Linked DNA regions of Homo sapiens: region 2 is linked to region 1. A link is a loop called in an ENCODE intact Hi-C map of the cell type or tissue named here. Cell type or tissue: heart left ventricle. All regions are shown on one strand. Each heading gives the region's core, and the rest is flanking DNA. Links, peaks and the distances in the headings are about the cores only. Region 1 overlaps UTRN (utrophin). Region 2 overlaps UTRN (utrophin).

Evidence for each region. Peaks named below come from ENCODE experiments on the same cell type or tissue, not always from the same donor. Only the 100,000 strongest peaks of a DNase experiment are listed, where the experiment ranks them.
Region 2: a loop joins it to region 1, with 1.8 times the contacts of the local background. A loop is called at or near these places in 2 of 110 quality-filtered maps.

The regions. Positions count from the first base shown.
Region 1 is chr6:144,430,712-144,441,396 of GRCh38, forward strand. It overlaps UTRN (utrophin), which reads left to right. Exons shown (of 75, transcript NM_007124.3): 10 at 5,224-5,427; 11 at 6,854-7,035; 12 at 8,034-8,184; 13 at 9,641-9,760. Among named protein-coding and RNA genes, the nearest start is that of SNORA98, 30 kb to the left of the region's middle. RefSeq lists an enhancer at 2,909-3,411. In heart left ventricle, for the core only: no CTCF peak of the experiment used is centred there; no DNase peak of the experiment used is centred there; H3K27ac peaks cover 551 bases.
Region 2 is chr6:144,360,180-144,370,864 of GRCh38, forward strand. The region is part of intron 2 of UTRN (utrophin); the gene reads left to right. Among named protein-coding and RNA genes, the nearest start is that of SNORA98, 40 kb to the right of the region's middle. In heart left ventricle, for the core only: no CTCF peak of the experiment used is centred there; no DNase peak of the experiment used is centred there; H3K27ac peaks cover 546 bases.

The DNA of each region.
Region 1 (10,685 bases), core at 1,167-9,166:
TTTTCTTCTTGATTTGTTTTGGCATTCTCATTTAACAGATTTCTTTAAAAAATATTATTTAATTCCCATATTATGATACTAGTCTTGAATTGACATAGCATCTTTTTTTTCCATCCTCTGAGATTCAGAGAATTTACTTATTCTTTTAAATTTTCTTTGGGTAATATGTACCCATCCTTTTATTTCCCCCGTTTCAAAAATAGTGTGATTTATAGAAAAAGAAAAAAATTTACTGAAAAGAAAGGATTGAGAAATGAGGCCTGATTGTGAACCCAGGGCTCTCTTTTGTAGTGAATATCAAATGATGCTGAGGAAAATTCCTAACTTACTATAATTGAAAAAAATGCTAGGAAGTATTTGCCTCTAAAAGTATAGTTATTATTCTACATTAATGATGCACCTTTTTAGTTGGCTCAGATGATCTTCTGAGTTTGTTACAGGGTTTTAGATTCATTTCCTTATTGCATTTTGTTAGAAGGAGGAGATATTTTATTTAGTTCTTATAGTTAAGGGCCTTCTCTCTTAAAAAGGAAGGAGACTTCATTTACTTTTCATGATGTGTAGATAAAATAATCACTTCTGTTTAGGGCTCAGCGTGGCATGATAAGAACTTCAGAAAACATTTGCTATTTGATTAAGTGCAAGTGTATTAACACCTCTTCATTTGCAAGCTTTCATTAGTGTCTTAGAGGCTGAATTACGTTAATTGAAAACTAAAATGTGATCAAGTTTTAATCATCTCTCTGACATAGCTTGCCATCTGCTACTCTCCTAATAGTCAGACTTCTTCTGCCCTGTTCTTTCTACAAACATACGCTGGTGGTCAATGAATAATTCCTGCATTTCTCTTTAAATATCCGTCAGTTGAAAGTTTCCTCATGTGTTCGAATTAATACCGTCTGAACATTTGTGTTTAGATAGTGCCTTCCTTCTCGACCTCATGGATGCTGGTGCCTATCTCAGTGACCTTTGGCTGGTCACTAACTTTCCTGGTTCTTAGAAATTCTCATTATAGTATAGAGGTTTGGAGCTAAATGATCTCCAGGGGTTATTTTAGCTCTACAGTTTTAGGATTTTTTGTCCATAACTTAACTCATTTTTCTTTCTCTGTCTTTGGCACCATCTGTCTTTTAATTATCCACTGTTTCGACTCTGTGCTGATTGGTTCATTTCTTAACTCATATATTCAGTTTCCTGGATTCTTCAAGCCTTCCTCCAAAATGTCTTTTGTGTGTGTTTTCATTTTATTGCAGCCTTCATACTCATTTTTATTTTATTTTTTTAGTATTATACTTTAAGTTTTAGGGTACATGTGCACAACATGAAGGTTTGTTACATATGTATACATGTGCCACGGGTGGTGTGCTGCACCCATTAACTCGTCCTTTAGCATTAGGTATATCTCCTAATGCTATTTAAAGACTTCATTTTCTCCTATAGTTTACAAGCTGTGGCCTACCTCTGCTACTCTGCCCTGCAGTTAGAGTGGACTTTTCCCCCAAGACTCTTGTTCATGCAGGTTCCCCTCTGTTAAATGCTTCTGCACCCACCATTATATGGCAGCCTGCACATTTTTCCTCAGTTTAAATGGAGCCTTTTCAGAGAAGTCTTTTCTGATTAATCTATCAAAATACAACTCTCTGTCTCTCTCTCTCTTTCTGTCACTCTATCTTGGTTTCTTACTATCACAGTATTTTTGTAAACTGTGTTAAGAATTTTAAATTGTATCTTAAGAGCATTGGGAAAGCCAGTGAAAGGTTTTCAGCAGGTACGTCTTATGATGGCATTACATTTTTGAAAGATCATTCTGGCTGCTGTGTGAGAAATGGACTGTGGATTGTGAAGGTGAGAGTGTTGGGTGGGGGAAAACAGGAAAGTAAAGACACTTGTTAGCAGGTATTCCAGTTCAGAAGATGGATGTGTGTGGTTGTGGAAATGGAAAGGTCTGGATGGATTTGAGATAAGTCTTTTTTTTTTTTAATATATATTTTTTATTGATCATTCTTGGGTGTTTCTCGCAGAGGGGGATTTGGCAGGGTCACAGGACAATAGTGGAGGGAAGGTCAGCAGATAAACAAGTGAACAAAGGTCTCTGGTTTTCCTAGGCAGAGGACCCTGCGGCCTTCCGCAGTGTTTGTGTCCCTGGGTCCTTGAGATTAGGGAGTGGTGATGACTCTTAACGAGCATGCTGCCTTCTAGCATCTGTTTAACAAAGCACATCTTGCACCGCCCTTAATCCATTTAACCCTGAGTGGACACAGCACATGTTTCAGAGAGCACAGGGTTGGGGGCAAGGTCACAGATCAACAGGATCCCAAGGCAGAAGAATTTTTCTTAGTACAGAACAAAATGAAAAGTCTCCCATGTCTCCTTCTTTCTACACAGACACGGCAACCATCCGATTTCTCAATCTTTTCCCCACCTTTCCCCCCTTTCTATTCCACAAAACCGCCATTGTCATCATGGCCCGTTCTCAATGAGCTGTTGGGTACACCTCCCAGACGGGGTGGTGGCCGGGCAGAGGGGCTCCTCACTTCCCAGTAGGGGCGGCCAGGCAGAGGCGCCCCTCACCTCCCGGACGGGGCGGCTGGCCGGGTGGGGGGCTGAACCCCCCACCTCCCTCCCGGACGGGGCGGCTGGCCTGGCGGGGGCTGACCCCCACCTCCCTCCCGGACGGGGTGGCTGCCGGGCGGAGACGCTCCTCACTTCCCAGACGGGGTGGCTGCCGGGCGGAGGGGCTCCTCACTTCTCAGACGGGGCGGTTGCCAGGCAGAGGGTCTCCTCACTTCCCAGACGGGGTGGCTGCCGGGCAGAGGGGCTCCTCACTTCTCAGATGGGGCGGCTGCCGGGCGGAGGGGCTCCTCCCTTCTCAGATGGGGCGGTTGCCAGGCAGAGGGTCTCCTCACTTCTCAGACGGGGCGGCCGGGCAGAGACGCTCCTCACCTCCCAGACGGGGTCGCGGCCGGGCAGAGGCACTCCTCACATCCCAGATGGGGTGGCGGGGCAGAGGCGCTCCCCACATCTCAGAAGATGGGCAGTCGGGCAGAGATGCTCCTCACTTCCTAGATGGGATGGCGGCCGGGAAGAGGTGCTCCTCACTTCCTAGATGGGATGGCGGCCGGGCAGAGACGCTCCTCACTTTCCAGACTGGGCAGCCAGGCAGAGGGGCTCCTCACATCCCAGACGATGGGCGGCCAGGCAGAGACGCTCCTCACTTCCCAGACGGGGTGGCAGCCGGGCAGAGGCTGCAGTCTCGGCACTTTGGGAGGCCAAGGCAGGCGGCTGGGATGTGGAGGTTGTAGCGAGCCGAGATCACGCCACTGCACTCCAGCCTGGGCACCATTGAGCGCTGAGTGAACTAGACTCCGTCTGCAATCCCGGCACCTCGGGAGGCCGAGGCTGGCGGATCACTCGCGGTCAGGAGCTGGAGACCAGCCCGGCCAACACAGCGAAACCCCGTCTCCACCAAAAAAATACGAAAACCAGTCAGGCGTGGTGGCGCGCACCTGCAATTGCAGGCACTCGGCAGGCTGAGGCAGGAGAATCAGGCAGGGAGGTTGCAGTGAGCCGAGATGGCAGCAGTACAGTCCAGCTTCGGCTCGGCATCAGAGGGAGACCGTGGAAAGAGGGGAGGGGGAGGGGGAGGGAGAGGGAGCGAAGTTTTGAAGGAAGGTCAGAATTACTTATGTATTAAATGTGGAAGATGAAGGAGAGAGAAGCTGGGGCTGGCTCCCAGGTTTGTAGCTGGAGTACCTAGTTGCAGGGAGGAGCCATCTACTGAGTTGGAGAAGTCTGAGGAGGAACAAGCTTTGGAAGAAAGTAAAGGTTTTGAATATGGACATGGTTTAATATGCCTAGGAGGCGCTGAAGTAGAGATGTGAAAATAGTGGGATATGAGAGTTTGGAATCCAGACTCCTAGGTGGTTCTAGATGTTCTTTAAATCCAATAGGAGTAGATGAGATTACTCAGACACAGTATACAGTGGGGAGAAAAAAGAGCCTAGAACTTAATTTTGAGGAGATTCATTACTTATGAGTCAGCAGCTGCTGTTGAACCAGCAGGAAACCAGGGCAGTGTCACAGAAGCAGGGAAACAAGCTTCTGAAAGCTCAAGTTGCTCAGCCTTGAGGAGTGCTACCAAGGTCTGAAGCAAGGAACGTGGGTGGCCAGCTCTCCGGGCTTACTTGGGACAGTTCTGGTTTGGATTTGTTGTTTGAGCACAGTTATCATCAAAAATACTCTAGTTTGTTGGTTAATTATATGGTCACCCTGAAGATGATGCTAGAAAGGTCCGTTTGGCAATGGGAAGGTTATTGATGACATTGGTAAAAGCCTTTTCAGTTGAGTCATGGGGCAAATAGCAAGTTGAAGTTAAAGGGAATGTTAACAAACCATAGCTGTTAAATACTTGAGCATTTTTTGTATTGTTCTCTATACGTTTCTGTACATTTGAAATATTGTACTTAAAAATCATGCATGAGAGTTGATAAAGTAGAGACAGAATGTAGGCAAGTCTTCAAGAAATCTTGCTCTGAAAGGGAACAAAAGAACTAGGGAGAGTCAATTTGGTTATAAGCTCTTAAAGTATATATGGAAATACTCAGTTATTTAGAAAGAGGTTGATAGAAATTTATTCCATGAGCCCTAAAAGGCCATCAGATAAACCAGAGGGCAACTGCCTAAGAAAAATACAATCAGTACAGCAGCCTGTGTGGCTGTCTTTTAGTGTCTAAAATGCAATGCTAAAATGCAGTTCAGCAAAAGCAATTTACCTAAGGGTCAAGGCAGAATTCTCACCTTTCTTTTTCTTTAAATTACAGAAAAGGCCTAACACGTTCCAGCTCCTCTACGAAACTTTCCTGTTTTAGCCTTTGTTGAACTCAAATATCATGCCTTGTTGGGACCATGGCATTTACTTTTCTAATAGCTGTTCTTCAATTTCTGTTCAGAAGTGATTCATGTGGGTTCTCTGTCCCTAACTATATTAGAATCTCCTTGAGTACAGAATTCATGAGTGCATGCTGCTTTTATACTCTTTGCTACCCTAGTGCACTTACTCAATGCTTCTAACTCATTCATGGCAGTGCCCATTTGGCTCCTGAGAATTGGATTAGTGCCTAAGACAGAGTGGTGGGTACTTTGGGTTCGCCATACAGTGTGAGTTTGCTGAACACCTCTTGCTTTGATGATTAGTGTGGGTTTTTCTTGGCTTTGTTTTTACAGAGTACAGCGCCTGAGGAGGAGCATGAGAGTCCCCGAGCTGAAACTCCCAGCACTGTCACTGAGGTTGACATGGATCTGGACAGCTATCAGATTGCGTTGGAGGAAGTGCTGACCTGGTTGCTTTCTGCTGAGGACACTTTCCAGGAGCAGGATGATATTTCTGATGATGTTGAAGAAGTCAAAGACCAGTTTGCAACCCATGAAGTAAATATCTGTAGTTTCTTAGCAGGGTGTGTCCCCCACGGGACCTGAGCCTTAATCAGGGACTCTACTCTCCTATTTGTTATCTACTGAATTCTGTTCTTTGGAAAGGTCAATGGTTTATTTCAGGAACTGTGATATTTAAATAGTGCTTTGTCACAAAATTGGTATGGGTGATTAAACTGTGCCTCAGAATTAGATTTTAGATTTTAGTCTCCTTGTGTGTTTTGGAGAGCCACTGATGAAAATCATTGCATAGTACTGCTCAGTTCTGAAGTGCATTGTTATATTTCAAAAGCAAACGAGTGAACCAATACACCAAATCTTTAAGATTTGAGTGTTCCCTAGGAAATGATTATTCTTTTTAATTGCATGATTAAGCAAATGTCATACCCAGGGTTCCTGTATTTTTTCATATCATAAAAGTTTCCTGCTCCTTTGAGGACATACTATATTGCAGCATAGTGAATTTCACTATATGGAGATTTCTTTTGGTTAAATTTTTCTTTTGTATAGTTATGTGAATTGACAGATCTTATTTGTTGTTTTGGATAGAAAATAATATAAGTGGTAATATCTCTTAAACAGTTCCTCTTGGGTGAGTATGGTATTTTATTTTATATATATATTTATATATATAATAAATAAATATATATTTATATATAAATATATATAAATAAAAATAAATATATATTTTATTTTATATATAAATAAAATATATAAATAAATATATATAAATAAAATATATAAATATTTTTATATATAATCTATTTATATATTATATATGTATATGTATATGTGTGTGTATATATATATATTTATAATTTTTTTTTTTTTAACAGAGTCTTACTCTGTCACCCAGGCTGGAGTGCAGTGGCACAATCTTGGCTCACTGCAACTTCTACCTCCTGGCTTCAAGTGATTCTCCTGCATCAGCCTCCCAAGTAGCTGGGACTGCAAACATGTGCCACCACGCCCGGCTAATTTTTTGTGTTTTTAGTTAGAGACGGGGTTTCACCTTGTTGTCCAGGCTGGTCTTGAACTCCTGGCCTAGGTGATCCACCTGCCTCAGCCTCCCAAAATGCTGGGATTATAGGTGTGAGCCACCACACCCAGCCTTTTATTTTATTTATTTAGAATTCCATGTTCATGATCTATGAGTAGCATAGTCAGCATTTACTTTAAAATAGCTGGTATTATCAGATGCATCATTGCTTGCTTTGAGCTATTTCTCTTTTAACTTATGGCAGGTGTTTATTCCTATTTTCAGAGATTAAAAAATGTGGTCAATGTCTATTTTATTTGCGCTCTACTAGGCTACCTTTTTCTGCATCACTGACATTTAGGTTAGGCATTAGCAATTTGTTCAGTCTTCCTTTTTTTTTTTTGCACTGAGTAGCTCACAAATTATAACAATGTCCCTTTCTAGGCTTTTATGATGGAACTGACTGCACACCAGAGCAGTGTGGGCAGCGTCCTGCAGGCAGGCAACCAACTGATAACACAAGGAACTCTGTCAGACGAAGAAGAATTTGAGATTCAGGAACAGATGACCCTGCTGAATGCTAGATGGGAGGCTCTTAGGGTGGAGAGTATGGACAGACAGTCCCGGTGAGTGGAAAGCCAAGAAATGCACTTAATTCCACAGGCTGCTTTGCACAGTTGAGCTCTAGTAGATGTCTGCATGTCTGTGAAAGCGAGATGATTACAGAACTTGCCTTGGAAAAGTAAGACTCTTTTCTACGGGTAATATTGCTGGAATTCTGCATGATCTTTGTTTCCCCTTTGATGTGTTAGCCACACCAAAAGATAAAAGTTGGAATACAGAATTTAACAAAAAGGAAAAAGAGGATAGGCATGGTGGCTCATGCCTGTAATCCCAGCACTTGGGAGGCCAACGCGGATGGATCACTTGAGGCCAGGAGTTTGAGACCAGCCTGGGCGACATGGCGAAACTCCGTCTCTACTAAAAATACAAAAATTAGCTGGGCATGGTGGGCCATGCCTGTAATCCTAGCTACTTGGGAGGTTGAGGTATGAGGATCGCTTGAACTCAGGAGACAGAGATTGCAGTGAGCTGAGATTCAGCCACTGCACTCCAGCCTGGGTAACAAAGTGAGACTGTCTCCAAAAAAAGGAAAAGACATTTCATAGGGGCAGTTACTTATTTGCAATGTTAAGATTAGCTAAACATTAACTTGGTGTGAAGACAGGACTATGGAGTATTGATCTACTTTTCCATTTTGTGACTTTTATTTTAAAGCTTTCTCATGGTTTATTTTATTTCATGTATTGTGTCTTAAGGAGCAAACTGCATTCATTGCCACTTCCACCTATTTAATAAGCAGGAATTCCTGATTGAAGAAACAATGATTCTGATATGAATACAGGGTGCTGCTTTTTGCATTCTTTGTCTGCATTTAATGAACTCCATTTAGGACAAAATAAAAGTTTACTTTCCTGGCTTCTATATTTAAAGACTAAATGCTACCTTGAATGTTTAGACAAGGGTGTCTTCCCTTGCCCTGTATCTCCGGTGCCCAGAATGTATATTTGACTTTGCAAAGGGAAAAGGCTTGTAGGAATAATGCTGTGTTCCCCACGGACAGGCTGCACGATGTGCTGATGGAACTGCAGAAGAAGCAACTGCAGCAGCTCTCCGCCTGGTTAACACTCACAGAGGAGCGCATTCAGAAGATGGAAACTTGCCCCCTGGATGATGATGTAAAATCTCTACAAAAGCTGCTAGAAGAACATAAAGTAAATCTGTCTCATATTTCTTCGATACCTTATCAAATATGAAAGAGCAGCACTTAGCATCTCAGAGGCTGATGACATCTATCGTTAACATGAAGTTGGGACACTTCTTCAGGGTTGTCTTCATTTAGCAGCTCACAGGGTGGAATTGATAGAGATGAGACTTTTCTGAGCCAGGGATAAAAGGGCACGGTAAAATTTTATATGTGATGTGCAGTTTTCTTTTGAAAGTACATAGCTTTCATACAACTGGAGAAGGGTTCTTTTGGCCCTCTAAGTGGCTAAGAACCCAAGCATGTTGGCGTTCACATGGTGTGTGGGTGAAGAGCAAATTCTTCGTCTATGATTCAGGAAAGCGTCAGGCATTAAGTTAGGAACCAAAATTGGGTGGGCAATTTAATTTGGTCACAAGTCTAGGAGATAAACTTTTCATAGTCAAGATAAGGAAAGATAGAATAAAATATGCTCTCTGTAAATTGAAGACTTTTATTGATCAGTGAAACATTGAGGTAACTAATATGTAAAACTTTAGGAATACATTAAACACAACTCTGAGAAGCATTTGAGAACACTATTGATAGTATTTAAATAAATTTTCTTTCTTTCTTTCTTTTTTTTGAGATGGAGTCTTGCTCTGTCACCCAGGCTGGAGGGCAATGGCAAAATCTCAGCTCACTGCACCCTCTGCCTCCTGGGTTCAAGTGATTCTCCCACCTCAGTCTCCCAAGTAGCTGGGACTACAGGCGTGTGCCACCACACCCAGCTAATTTTTTGTATTTTTTGTATTTTTAGTAAAGTCAGGGTTTCACCATGTTGGCCAGGCTGGTCTTGAACTCCTGACCTCAAGTGATCCGCCTGCCTTGGGTTCCCAAAGTGCTGGGATTACAGGTGTGAGCCACCATGCCCAGCCTATAAATTTTCTATACACATGTATCCAATGACTATGCTCTTCCCATGGAAAAGGCGAGAGAATCTAAGGTGTCCATACTTCTTTAACTGCTTTATTGGGTAGCTAATCAGAGTAACTTTTGACTATCGTGTAGCATTCTACTTATCTCTTTATACTGTCCTACACTAGATAAAATGATCTCTGACTTGGTTTATTTAAGCTCTGGACTTTTTTGCTTTACCACTTCTACATTTTTGTATTAATTCCTAGTATGGACACTCAACTCCTTTATGCTATAAATTCTGAGGGAGGGCCAGAACTTGAATAAAAGTGGTGATATCTCCATTTGCAGTCTGTTATAACACTGCATCCTCAAACTGCCTTTGTTGATAATGGAATGTAAAGATGTATAATAGGATTAGTTTCATTAGTAGAACAGTTAGGGTAATGATTGGAAATTTAAATATGATGCCTCATTAACTGTCCTTAATTACTATTGACAACTGAGTGCGTTTTAAATAGGTAAATGTGAAAGTAGAAATAATGGTTTATCTTAATTTTTTTCTCTAGAGTTTGCAAAGTGATCTTGAGGCTGAACAGGTGAAAGTAAATTCACTAACTCACATGGTGGTCATTGTTGATGAAAACAGTGGTGAGAGTGCTACAGCTATCCTAGAAGACCAGTTACAGGTAAGAGTGCTGTAAAGTTGGATAATCCTGAGGGACCTGTGGTCTGAGACCCAATTACATATTGCCCTTGTTCTTCATGTCCTTTCTCATTCTTTATCCAGAAGGGTAGAAAAACCTACCTTTGATTGTACTTCTCAGTTGGGGTTCTACAGTGTGTGGGCTACAGGAGTACCCAGGTATTGATTCCTTTACTTCAGCTCTTGGGGTGAATGGATGGGGCTGGTTGCAGTCCCCAGCTTCCTTGTGCATAATGACAAGATTTGGAAGCACAGTGTATTAGTCCGTTTTCACACTGCTGATAAAGACATACCTGAGACTGGGAAGAAAAAGAGGTTTAAGGGACTTACAGTTCCATGTGGCTGGGGAGACCTCACAATCATGGTGGAAGGGAAGGAGGAGCAAGCCACATTTTATATGGATGGTGGCAGGCAAAGAGAGGGAGCTTGTGCAGGGAAACTCCTTTTTTTAAAACCATCAGACCTCGTGAGACTTACTCACTATCACAAGAACAGCAAGAGAGAGACCTGCGCCCATGAATCAATTACCTCCCACTGGGTTCCTCACTTAAAATGTGGGAATTGTGGGAGTTACAATTCAAGATGAGACTTGGATGGGGACACAAGCAAACCATATCATTCCACCCCTGGCCTCTCCCAAATCTTATGTCCTCACATTTCACAACCAATCATGCTTTCCCAACAGTACCCCCAAAGTCTTAACTCATTTCAGCATTAACTCAAAAGTCCACAGTCCAAAGTCTCATCTGAGACAAGGCAAGTCCCTTCCGCCTATGAGCCTGCAAAGTCAAAAGCAAGTTAGTTACTTCCTAGCTACAATGGGGGCACAGGCAAAGAGTAAATACATCTGTTCCAAATGGGAGAAACTGGCCAAAACAAAAGGGCTACAGTCCCCATTCAAGTATGGA
Region 2 (10,685 bases), core at 1,455-9,454, 70 kb before region 1:
CCTTTCTTCCTTTCTTTGTGTCTCACTTGGTCACCCAGGCTGGAGTGCAGTGGCATGATCTTGGCTCAATGCAACCTTCACCTCACGGGTTCAAGGGATTCTCCTGCCTCAGCCTCCCGAGTAGCTGGGATTACAGGTGCCTGCCACCATGCCTGGCGAATTTTTATATTTTTAGTAGAAACGGGGTTTCACCATGTTGGCCAGGCTGGTCTCAAACTCCTGACCTCAAGTGATCCATCCACCTTAGCCTCTCAAGGTGCTGGGATTACAGGCTTGAGCCACTGCACCAGACCTGGTTTAAGTACCCTTTTGGAGATAACCCCAATCCTAGCTGTAGCAGAGGCTGCTATTGACCCCACTCCCTGCTGTCAGTACTTCTGGTGCACTGGGACTTCCAGCTGCCCACACCGGCATGCCTTTGCCTGAGGGCATTCTCTGGCTGGAAAGTTCACACTCAGGGCTGGCAGGAAGTGTCAGCGCCCAGCAACCCATAGCCAGTGACTGCTGCTGTAGTATAAATTCTCCAGCTCTCTTGCATCTCAGGTCGCCTACTTTTGAGATGAACATTTTACACTGCATCTCCAAGTTCCCAGTTGGGTTGTGATCGAATGGTAACTTGCTTGATAATGACCTTTTTATTATTGGCCACCTTTCCTTCTTTGTCTCCTTTCTCTACTCCCTAGCAGTGTTTCCTGGGATCACTTCTGAAATAAACTACTTATATTTGAATCCTTGTCTCAGGGTCTGCTTCTTGGGGGAAGGACCAAACTAAGATATTATTAGCCAACTTTTCTTTTGACTTTGATTGATGAAAGAAGAGGAAAGATCAGACCAGGAGAACAGAAATATTTTGAAGACCTTTCTGTATAAAAAGTAATGAATTTAACTTCACCGATTCAAGAGACAGGACAGTAAATATTCTTGTTATGCTGCTTCCCAGGGTGTCCTAAGAAAGAGTCTTCAGATTGTACTATGGGATTAAAGCCATGGCAGATGGCACTTAATGTCCCTGACTAATGTGACTTTCCACCCACTTTCTTTACACCATAGTTTGACTCAGGGGCTTGCTGGATTTCAGAAAGACTAGCTTGTAGTTTGTGGCTAAAAAGACTGGCTGATGTTAGGAAGGGGGAGAAACACCTTATGTGTTGCTCTACTAATTTTGTCCTTGATTTTGAGCTAATTATTAATGCTCCAGGGAAAAATTTTAGCTTGGCAGGCAGGGAAATATTAGTTTCAATTGTGAGCTTAATCCAGAGGGCTATGTTTGAGTTAAAACCATCCAGGAGTCTTCCAGGGAAGTCCAGAATCTTCCAGGGAAGACCAGGTGGATCTATTTCTGGATGCTAAAAGGGGCATTGCGGGGCTGATAAGGAAATAAGTCCCTTGTTCTTTAAAAAAAAATTATTTATTTATTTATCTTTTTTAGAGACAGTGTCTCACTCTGTTACCCAGGCTGGAGTGCAATGGCATGACCATGGCTCATGCAGCCTCAACCTTCTGGGTTCAAGTGATCCTCCCTCCTCAGTTTCCCAAGTAGCTGGGACCACAGGTGTCTGAAACCACACCTGGCTAATTTTCTTTCTTTCTTTCTTTTTTTTTTTTTTGTAGAGATGGGGTCTCGCTATGTTGCCCAGGCTGGTCTTGAACTCCTGGGCTTAAGTGATCCTCCTACTTTGGTCTCCTAAAAGTGCTGAGATTACAGATGTGAGACACCTCACCCAGCCAGAACTGCCTGTTTCATTAGAGAGACACAAGTCAATTCCTGGAATTTTTTTTTCCTTTTTGCTGCCACTTTCTTACTTAAAAGAATAAAAATCAAAGCCAAATTCATCATAGTAATCATAATAATGGCAACAACAACAAAAAAAGGAGTAAAATAGAGTTGTGAATGTTTGCTTTGTTATTAAACATATCAACTCATTGGAGCTGATTTATATAAAGTTAAATCCTGCTAGAATAGCTGGATTCCTTCCTACATGGGTGGGGTGGGAATGCTGAGATCCTGGTGTGGGCATTCCATGCCAGGGTAGAAATTTCCTGCTCAGGCACTTAGTGAAGGAGCCAACTGAGGGAGGATAGGTGATGTGCCCGCCCATCCGGTGGCACCCAGTGACCTGTGCACACCACCCCCCATCTGCCCAGGACCCAGCCATGTTGTTCATTGTACCCTTTTCAGACTGCTGACCTCCAGGAGCACTTGTCTTAAAGTCACATAGCTGTATTTTTCCTCTCCAGAAAAATTTTGAATGTATTTTCTAAATAGCTGAGGTCATTGCATGGTCTTCAGTGAACTTAGCTACAAGTGAATGTGACCTGGAGTGACCCAGAGTGAGTGCTGGCCAGCATAGGTTTCACATTTTCTGTGTGAAAGTTCTTCTTTTGTTGTTTGTGATTAATAACTGGATGGGATATAAAGCCAAATGATTTCATTGTTGAACACAGACTTGAAGGTCATGAGAAACTGCCTGTTCAAATTACACTTTGCCAAGACATGGAAAAAGGTCTGCATCAACACCTGAATAGTTTTAGAAATACGGTAGAGAAGGAAAAAAATGACATGCCACTTGTTATGTGATGTGAAAGTTGATTTCCACGCGATGCAATATCTTGGGTCCTTACAACATCTGACCTATGAGGCTGATGAGTTTGCACTGAGTCAGGACTTTAAAACAAAGGTGTATTGAGGACCTACTGTGTGCCAGGTCATTTAGAATGAGTTTTTATGCTAAGTAATGTGTTATATTTATGCTTATTTTGTTAAGTGCTCAGTTTCTCTTAGGTTTTGTATTATGTGGGTTTGCTATTTTTTAAAAAAATATTTTTAATTTTTTGGGTATGGTTTGCTATTTGAAATATGATTTTGAATAAGTTTCTCAGTACATAGCACTTTTAATTTTATGTTTTTAAAAGATTTTTTAATGGTTATACATAATAATTGATGGACACACAATAGTATTTAAATCTAAAAATAGAGAAACCATGGCACACAAAACACAGTATCTTACAGAACTGTATTATTTGCTTCTTTTCTATGTGTTTTCTAGGCTTTTGAGTCAGATGTTAGGAAAGAGTCTGTCCATCTTTAATTTTCTCACTTCGAGAAGCACTGAAATATTTCTATACATATGTCCATTGGTATAGCGACCTAACACAACTTTAAAATCATTTTGAAATTGACGCACAGAGAGCTTGGTTTTCCAGAACTGGTGAGGTGTAAGATGGTTGAGGACTGACTTGGCCTGGTCGGACCTGTTTCTTTGTAGCATTATTACTATTTGTTTATTTTCCACCTGGGCCTTACATCTTCCCTCTCAAGACAGCGTCTAGGTCCCAACTCAGTTGGTAGGAATTTGTGCAGTAGCAAACCTGCAGATGGGCAGAGATACAAACTCACTCAACTCACATTACAGTCTTTCCCTGTCTAAAACAAACAAGAAAACAAAACAAAAAAGGGAGAGATCATATAGGCGTGTATATATACAATATTTTGTTATAGATAAGGAACAAAGTACCATATGAATTCAAAAGGTGAGGGTGGGATGGGTTTAGAGCTGGGAGAGAAACCATCTAAAGCCTTCATGAAAGGGGGTACCATTTGCTGTGGATACTGATGGCAATGTTGGGGCTGGAGGAAAATGTTCCAGGTAGAGGGCACAGAATTAATAGGGGGTAGCTATAAAAAGCATGCTGAATACCATGCTAGGTAGGCATTTAGCCCTGTAGCATATAGATGTATCTGAATTTAAAGGCAGTGGGTGATGTTCGGAGGTTTGGAGCATAAGATATTTTGTGATCAGAAGAAGGTGAATCTGTCAGAGGTGTTTAGGAAGCAAATACAAGGGTAGATAGTATGGGAGGTTATTGTAGTACCTTGAGAGAATGCTATTGAGGACCTGGATGTTGAGGTTGGTAGCCTGGGAATATCTGGGCTCTGTTGATGAATTAAATTGAGTTATGGCAAAGCTCTCTTCGTGGATTTCAATATTTGCGATTCCACTGCTTAAAGCTGAGCTCACTCTTCTTTTCGGTGTAACTGTGATGGAAGGAACTTGCGTGTGAGAGTCTCCCTCTTGTTGGGTCTGTGCTATTGGTTTGTTGATTAGGAACTCAATTGGTACCTGCAGAAATTGCCTCTGATTGGGACCTGCTTCTCCCCACTGTCTCCCTTATGTTTCCCCCTGAGAGGTAAAAGGAGTGATTTGGGTCAAATGTCCTTTGTTTTGGGTTGGTTTGTGTGGGATGACTCCTGGTGTAGATTTTGTGTGTGGGTGCTAATGTACTTATAGCCAGCTGGGGCTAGAAGCTCAGGCACCCACAGCTTTGCTCTCCCCACTTCGCGTTTTTACTTCTGATTTTCTGTTTCCCAATTTGTGATTCACAGGCAGGGATGACTGACTGAGAAGCGTTGCAGATGAGTCCGTGTATTTGTTTCATTTTGTGATTGTTTCAAATTAGCACAAATTTGATGGCTTAAAACAACACAACTTTACTATCTTACATTTCTGAAGGTTAGAAGTCTGACACGGGTCTTACTGAGCTAAAATGAAGGTGTTGACAGGGCCATGTTCCTTCTGGAAGCTCCAGAGGAGACTCCTTTCCCTGGTCTTTTCCAGCCTCCACAGGCTGCCCATGTTTCTTGGCTCATGGCTCTCTTTAGTCTTCAAAACCAACAGTGGTGGGCTGAGTCCTTCTCATGTGGCTCGTTGCTCGCTCTGCTATTCAACTCTCTTCCTTTTCCACTTAGAAGGCCCCTTGTGATTTCACTGGGCACACCAGGCTAACCCAAGATAACCTTCTATCCTAAAGTCAGTTGATTAGCAAACAATACTTTCATCTGCAACCTCAATTTACCCCTTGCTGTGTAACCTAAGGTACTCACAGGACATGGGCCTCTTTTGCAAGTGGAGAGGAAGAAGATGTATTATTCTGCTTGCCACATTGCGTAGCTCTTGATTTTCACTTCTTTTAAAAAAGAACATCTGCAGAAAGAATTGAGAGTGGTGGATAATTCTCCAATCATTCCTGCTTTCTCCTGAAATAAATTTCATGCCTTTCTTTTAGCAGTTGATTTAATAATTAATTTTAAAAATAATGTTAGAAGAAGCTTTTCCTGTTCATGTGTGTGTTATGATGCATATGTTTGTCTGATGAAGGGGAAAAAGGGAAGGAATGACTCAAGTACTTTCAACTTTAGGGCCAGCCTAGGATTGGAATTCTGGAGTAGATCATGAGGAGGAGATGGTCAACTTTCTTGTGACAAAAGCATGTACATAAACCACTTAGGATTCTCCACTTTTCACATTTTATTCTGAAATTGCATGCTTCAGTTAATGTGATTTAATGGTTTTCTCTCAGTGTCATTGGCAGGATTGTTACTAAGCGACAAACATTCACCACAGTGTTCAAATGTACTTGGGAAGAAAATGAGTAGCCAAACTAAAAGTGGGATTTAAATAACTCCAATTTTATGAAAAGTGAAGAAGTTCAGAGATTACTTAAGGTATTTTTTTGGTGATCTGTGGATTCAATGATCATTTCGTTCATGGAAGGAAGTTTTATTTTTATTTTTTTCTGAGACTGAGTCTTGCTCTGTCACCCAGGCTGGAGTGCAGTGGCGTGATCTCGGCTCACTGCAACCTCCGCCTCCTGGGTTCAAGTGATTCTCCTGCTTCGGCCTCCTGCATAGCTGGGACTGCAGGCATGTGTCATCACGCCTGGCTAATTTTTGTATTTTTAGTAGAGACTGGGTTTCGCCATGTTGGCCAGGCTAGTCTTGAACTCCTGACCTCAGGTGTTCCACCCGTCTCGGCCTCCCAAAGTGCTGGGATTACAGGCGTGAGCCACCGCACCTGGCCTGGGAATTTATTTTCATTAACTTAAAATATTATGGCAGCTGATAGAGATGTATGTGCATCGCATTCTATTTCTGACACAATAAACAGCGTAATCGTCACATGAATATAAAAGTTGATGTGTTAAAGCAGTACAGCTCATGTTTATTCACTTGAAAGCCAGGAGAGTATACCCGTGGGAGATGTTGCTATCAATAAATTTTTACCTATATATATTTTAACTTTGATTTTAAGTTCTGGGGTACGTGTGCAGGTTTGTTATAGAGGTAAACTTGTGTAATAGGGGTTTGTTGTACTGATTATTTCATCACCCAGGTACTAGGCCTAATAGCCATTGGTTATTTTTCCTGATTGTCTCCTTCCTCCCATCTTCCAGCCTCTGGTAGGTCCCATGTCTGTTGTTCCCCTCTATGTGTCCATGTGTTTTCATCATTTAGCTGCCACTTAAATGTGAGAACATGCGGTATTTGATTTTTCGTTCCTGTGTTAGCTTGCTAAGGATGATGGCCTTCAGTTTCATCCATGTTTCTGCAAATAACATGATCTCATTCTATTTTATGGCTGCACATATTCTGTGGTGTATATGTAACACATTTTCTTTATCCAGTCTACCATTGATGGGCATTTAGGTTGACTCCATGTCTTTACTGTTGTGAATAGTGCTGTAGTGAACATACACATGCATGTGTCATCATGATGGAATGATTTATATTCCTTTGGGTTTATACCCAGTAATGGCATTTCTGGGTTGAATGGTCTTTCTGTTGTTAGGTCTTTGAGGAATTGCCACACTGCTTTTCACAATGGTTGGACTAATTTACACTCCTACCAACAGTGTGTATGTGTTGCTTTTTCTCTGCCACTTCGCCAGTGCCTATTATTTTTTGACTTTTTGATAATAGCCATTCTGAGTGATGTGAGATGGTATCTCTACTTGCATTTTTTTTTTGTCTCTTTGTTTTTTGTTTAGATGGACTCTCGCTCTGTCATCCAGACTGGAGTGCAGTAGCGCAATCTTGGCTCACTGCAACCTCCATCTCCCGGGTTCAAGTGATTCTCCTGCCTCAGTGTCCAGAGTAGCTGGGACTACAGGCGCGTGCCATCACACCCGGCTAATTTTTTGTATTTTTAGTAGAGATGGGGTTTCACCATGTTGGCCAGGATGGTCTTGAACTCCTGACCTCAAGTGATCTGCCTGCCTCTGCCTCCCAAAGTGCTGGGATTACAGGTGTGAGCCACTGTGCCCGGCCCCTCTACCTGCGTTTTTAATAAAGGATTATACATGAGTCAAGGATTTGTTAAAAAAAAAAAAAAATCCTTCCAAGATAATTATACATACATTACTCAGAACTGTCACTTTTTTTGGTTAATTTTACAGATGTGAATTTTATTTTATAGATATGTTCTTTTTATGACTTTCCTCAATTATTATATAGACAATGCAGTTGTTGAATAATATCTAAATTATTTAGAATAATAGAATATTTTCTATTATGCATTTCTGAAAAACTCAAGTTACTGTTAGAATTAAGTAAGGATTTTGTCGTAGACAAACAGATGTAGCGATAGCATAGTAACCTACTAGGTTAGATACTGCCTGAATCTTTTGTTCTTATATGGATAAATTCTACGAGCTTTTATTTTTCAAGGAGAAACTTATCTTCAAGAAGACAGTAATTTGTTGGCGGGGGGCGACCAGGAGAAAAATCCTAAGAATGTGAAAACCCCTATATAAGGAGAAGTTTCTGTTTCTTTCTCTTTTTTTGAGATGGAGTTTCACTCTTTTGCCCAGGCTGGAGTGCAGTAGTGCGATCTCGGCTCACTCCAACCTCTGCCTTCTGGTTTCAAGTGATTCTCATGCCTCAGCCTTCCGAGTAGCTGGGATTACAGGCACCCGCCACCACGCCTGGCTGATTTTTGTATTTTTAGTATAGATGGGGTTTCACCATGTTGGCCAGGCCGGTATCAAACTCCTGACCTCATGATCTGCCTGCCTTGGCCTTCTGAAGTGCTGGGATTACAGCCGTGAGCCACTGCACCCCGCCTTCTGTTTCCTTTATTACTGATAATCCTTAGTGATCTAAAGACTGAGATCCTATAAGCTTGTTGCTACTTTCCCTTTTCATGTCTCATAAAAAGCCATGGTACAGGCTGTTGGGAATTATCACGTGGACATTGAAGATAACCTAATTCTGGCCATTGATTTCTTCAGTTTCTTTATCCTGCAGTGTGTAGAAGAAAGAAAACTGTGACATATATCAAACCAGAAAGACATATGACATTAAAGGAATAACAAGCCTGGCACAGAGTAGATGCTCAATAAATATTTTTTAAAGCAATGGACCAAATAATTTGTTGGTATATGTTAATTTGTTAATTTTTATATGCTAGATTCCTTGTTTTTTGGCCTTAGGAAAGAGAAACATATCTTTACCATTAAGGAATATACATGATAAGCATGGCTGGGTGGCTCAGGCCTGTAATCCCAGCGCTTTGGGAGGCCGAGGTAGGCGGATTGCCTGAGATCAGGAGTTTTAGATCAGCCTGACCAACATGATGAAACCCCATCTCTACTTTAAAAATGCAAAAATTAGCTGGGTGTGGTGGTGCACGCCTGTAGTCCCAGCTACTCAGGAGGCTGAGGCAGGAGAGTCGCTTGAACCTGGGAGGAGGAGGTTGCAGTGAGCCCAAATCATGCCCTTGCACTCCAGCCTGGGCAACTCCGTCGCAAAAAAAGAAAAAAAAAGGATTATAAATGAATAAATGATAAGGTTTTTTAAAGTTAGGGTCCGTTTAGTGGCAGTTTGGAAATTACAGATCAGGATCTAAGAGAGCTCTAATGACAGTTCTTTTGTGACTTACAAGGTGTCTTTTTACTGTGTTTGACTTAAGGGATTTTGTTTTGTTTGGTTTATCTTTTAATTTCTGTTTTGACCTTTCATAAAATGAGACCTTATAGAATTCTCTTAAGATAGTGTTCATAAACTTTTTTTGGATTGAGAGGTCTTTAAAAAAATTGATGTGGAGGTTATAGAATTTCTGCCTGTGCTCAAATTCACATATGTGAGGACATGCATTATTTTTCTCATAACTTTAAGAAGTTTGGGAAGTCACTAAAACTTACCCAGATCTGTTCATTCGTTCATTTGATTCATATTTGTTTATTCATTTCTATGGCTTATAAGGTTTGTAGGACCATCTGACAGAGTGCTACCCTTAGTTGTTTTCTTTCTTTTTAAATACAATATTGTGTAGTTGTATTTTAAAAGTCAAACATTTCATCACATAAAAATTATAACCTGGGCTGGGCATGGTGGCTCACGCCTGTAATCCCAGCACTTTGGGAGGCTGAAGTGGGCAGATCACGAGGTCAAGAGATCGAGACCATCCTGGCCAACATGGTAAAACCCCGTCTTTACTAAAAATACAAAAATTAGCTGATTGTGGTGGCGCGTGCCTCTAGTCCCAGCTACTGGGAGGTTGAGGCAGGAGAATCGCTTGAACCTAGGAGGTTGAGGTTGCAGTGAGCTGAGATCGTGCCACTGCACTCCAGCCTGGCAACAGAGCGAGACTCTGTCTCAAAAAAGAAAACAAAACAGAAAACAAATTACACCCTACTCCTAGTGGGGAACCCTCTGATATGGTTTGGTTGTGTCCCCACACAAATCTCATCTTGAATTGTATCTCCCATAATTCCCACATGTTGTGGGAGGAAACTGGTGGGAGGTAATTGAATTATGAGGGCAGGTTTTTCCCGTGCTATTCTTGTGATATTGAAGTCTCATGAGATCTAATGGTTTTATAAAGGGCAGTTCCCCTGCACATGGTCTCTTGCCTGCCACCATGTAAGACATGCCTTTGCTCCTCCTTCACCTTCTGCCATGATTGCAAGGCCTCCCCAGCCATGTGGAACTGTGAGTCCATTAAACCTCTTTTTCTTTATAAATTACCCAGTCTTGGGTATTTCTTCACAGCAGTATGAAAATGGACTAATGCAAGAAATTTGTACTGGTAGAGTTGGGTACTGCTAATTAAGATACCTGACAATGTGGAAGTGACTTTGGAACTGGGTAACAGGCAGAGCTTTGAAGAACTTGGAGGGCTTCCCAGGAAGATGTTAATCCCCAAGACAGTGGGGAAAATGGCTCCAGGGCATGTCAGAGGTCTTCACGGCAGCCCCTCCCATCCCAAGCCAGGAGGTCTAGGAGGGAAAAATGGTTTAGTGGGCCAGGCCCAGGGCCCTGCTGCTTTGTGCAGTCCTGGGACTTGGTGCCCTGTGTCCCAGCCATGGCTACAAGGGGCCAACGTATAGCTCAGGCCGTTGATTCAAAGGGTGCAAGCCCCAACCCTGGGAGGCTTATGCATGGTGTTGGACCTGTAGGTGCACAGAAGTCAAGAATTGAGGTTTGGGAACCTCCACTTAGATTTCAGAGGATGTATGGAAATGCCTGGATGTCCAGGCAGAGGTGTGTTGCAGGGGCAGAGCCCTAATGGAGAACCTCTGCTAGGGCAGCGTGGAAGGGACACGTGAGGTGGGAGCCCCCGCACAGAATTCCCACTGGGGAACTGCCTAATGGAGCTGTGAGAAGAGGGCCATCATCCTTCAGACCCCAGAATGGTAGATCCACTGACAGCTAACATCGTGCACCTGGAAAAGCCACAGACAATGCCAGCCCGTGAAAGCAGCCAGGAGGGTCTGTACCCTGCAAAACCACAGGGTCGGAGCTGCCCAAGACCATGGGAACCCACCTCTTGCATCAGCATTACCTGGATTTGAGACATGGAGTCAAAGGAGATCATTTTGGAGCTTTATGATTTGACTGTCCTCCT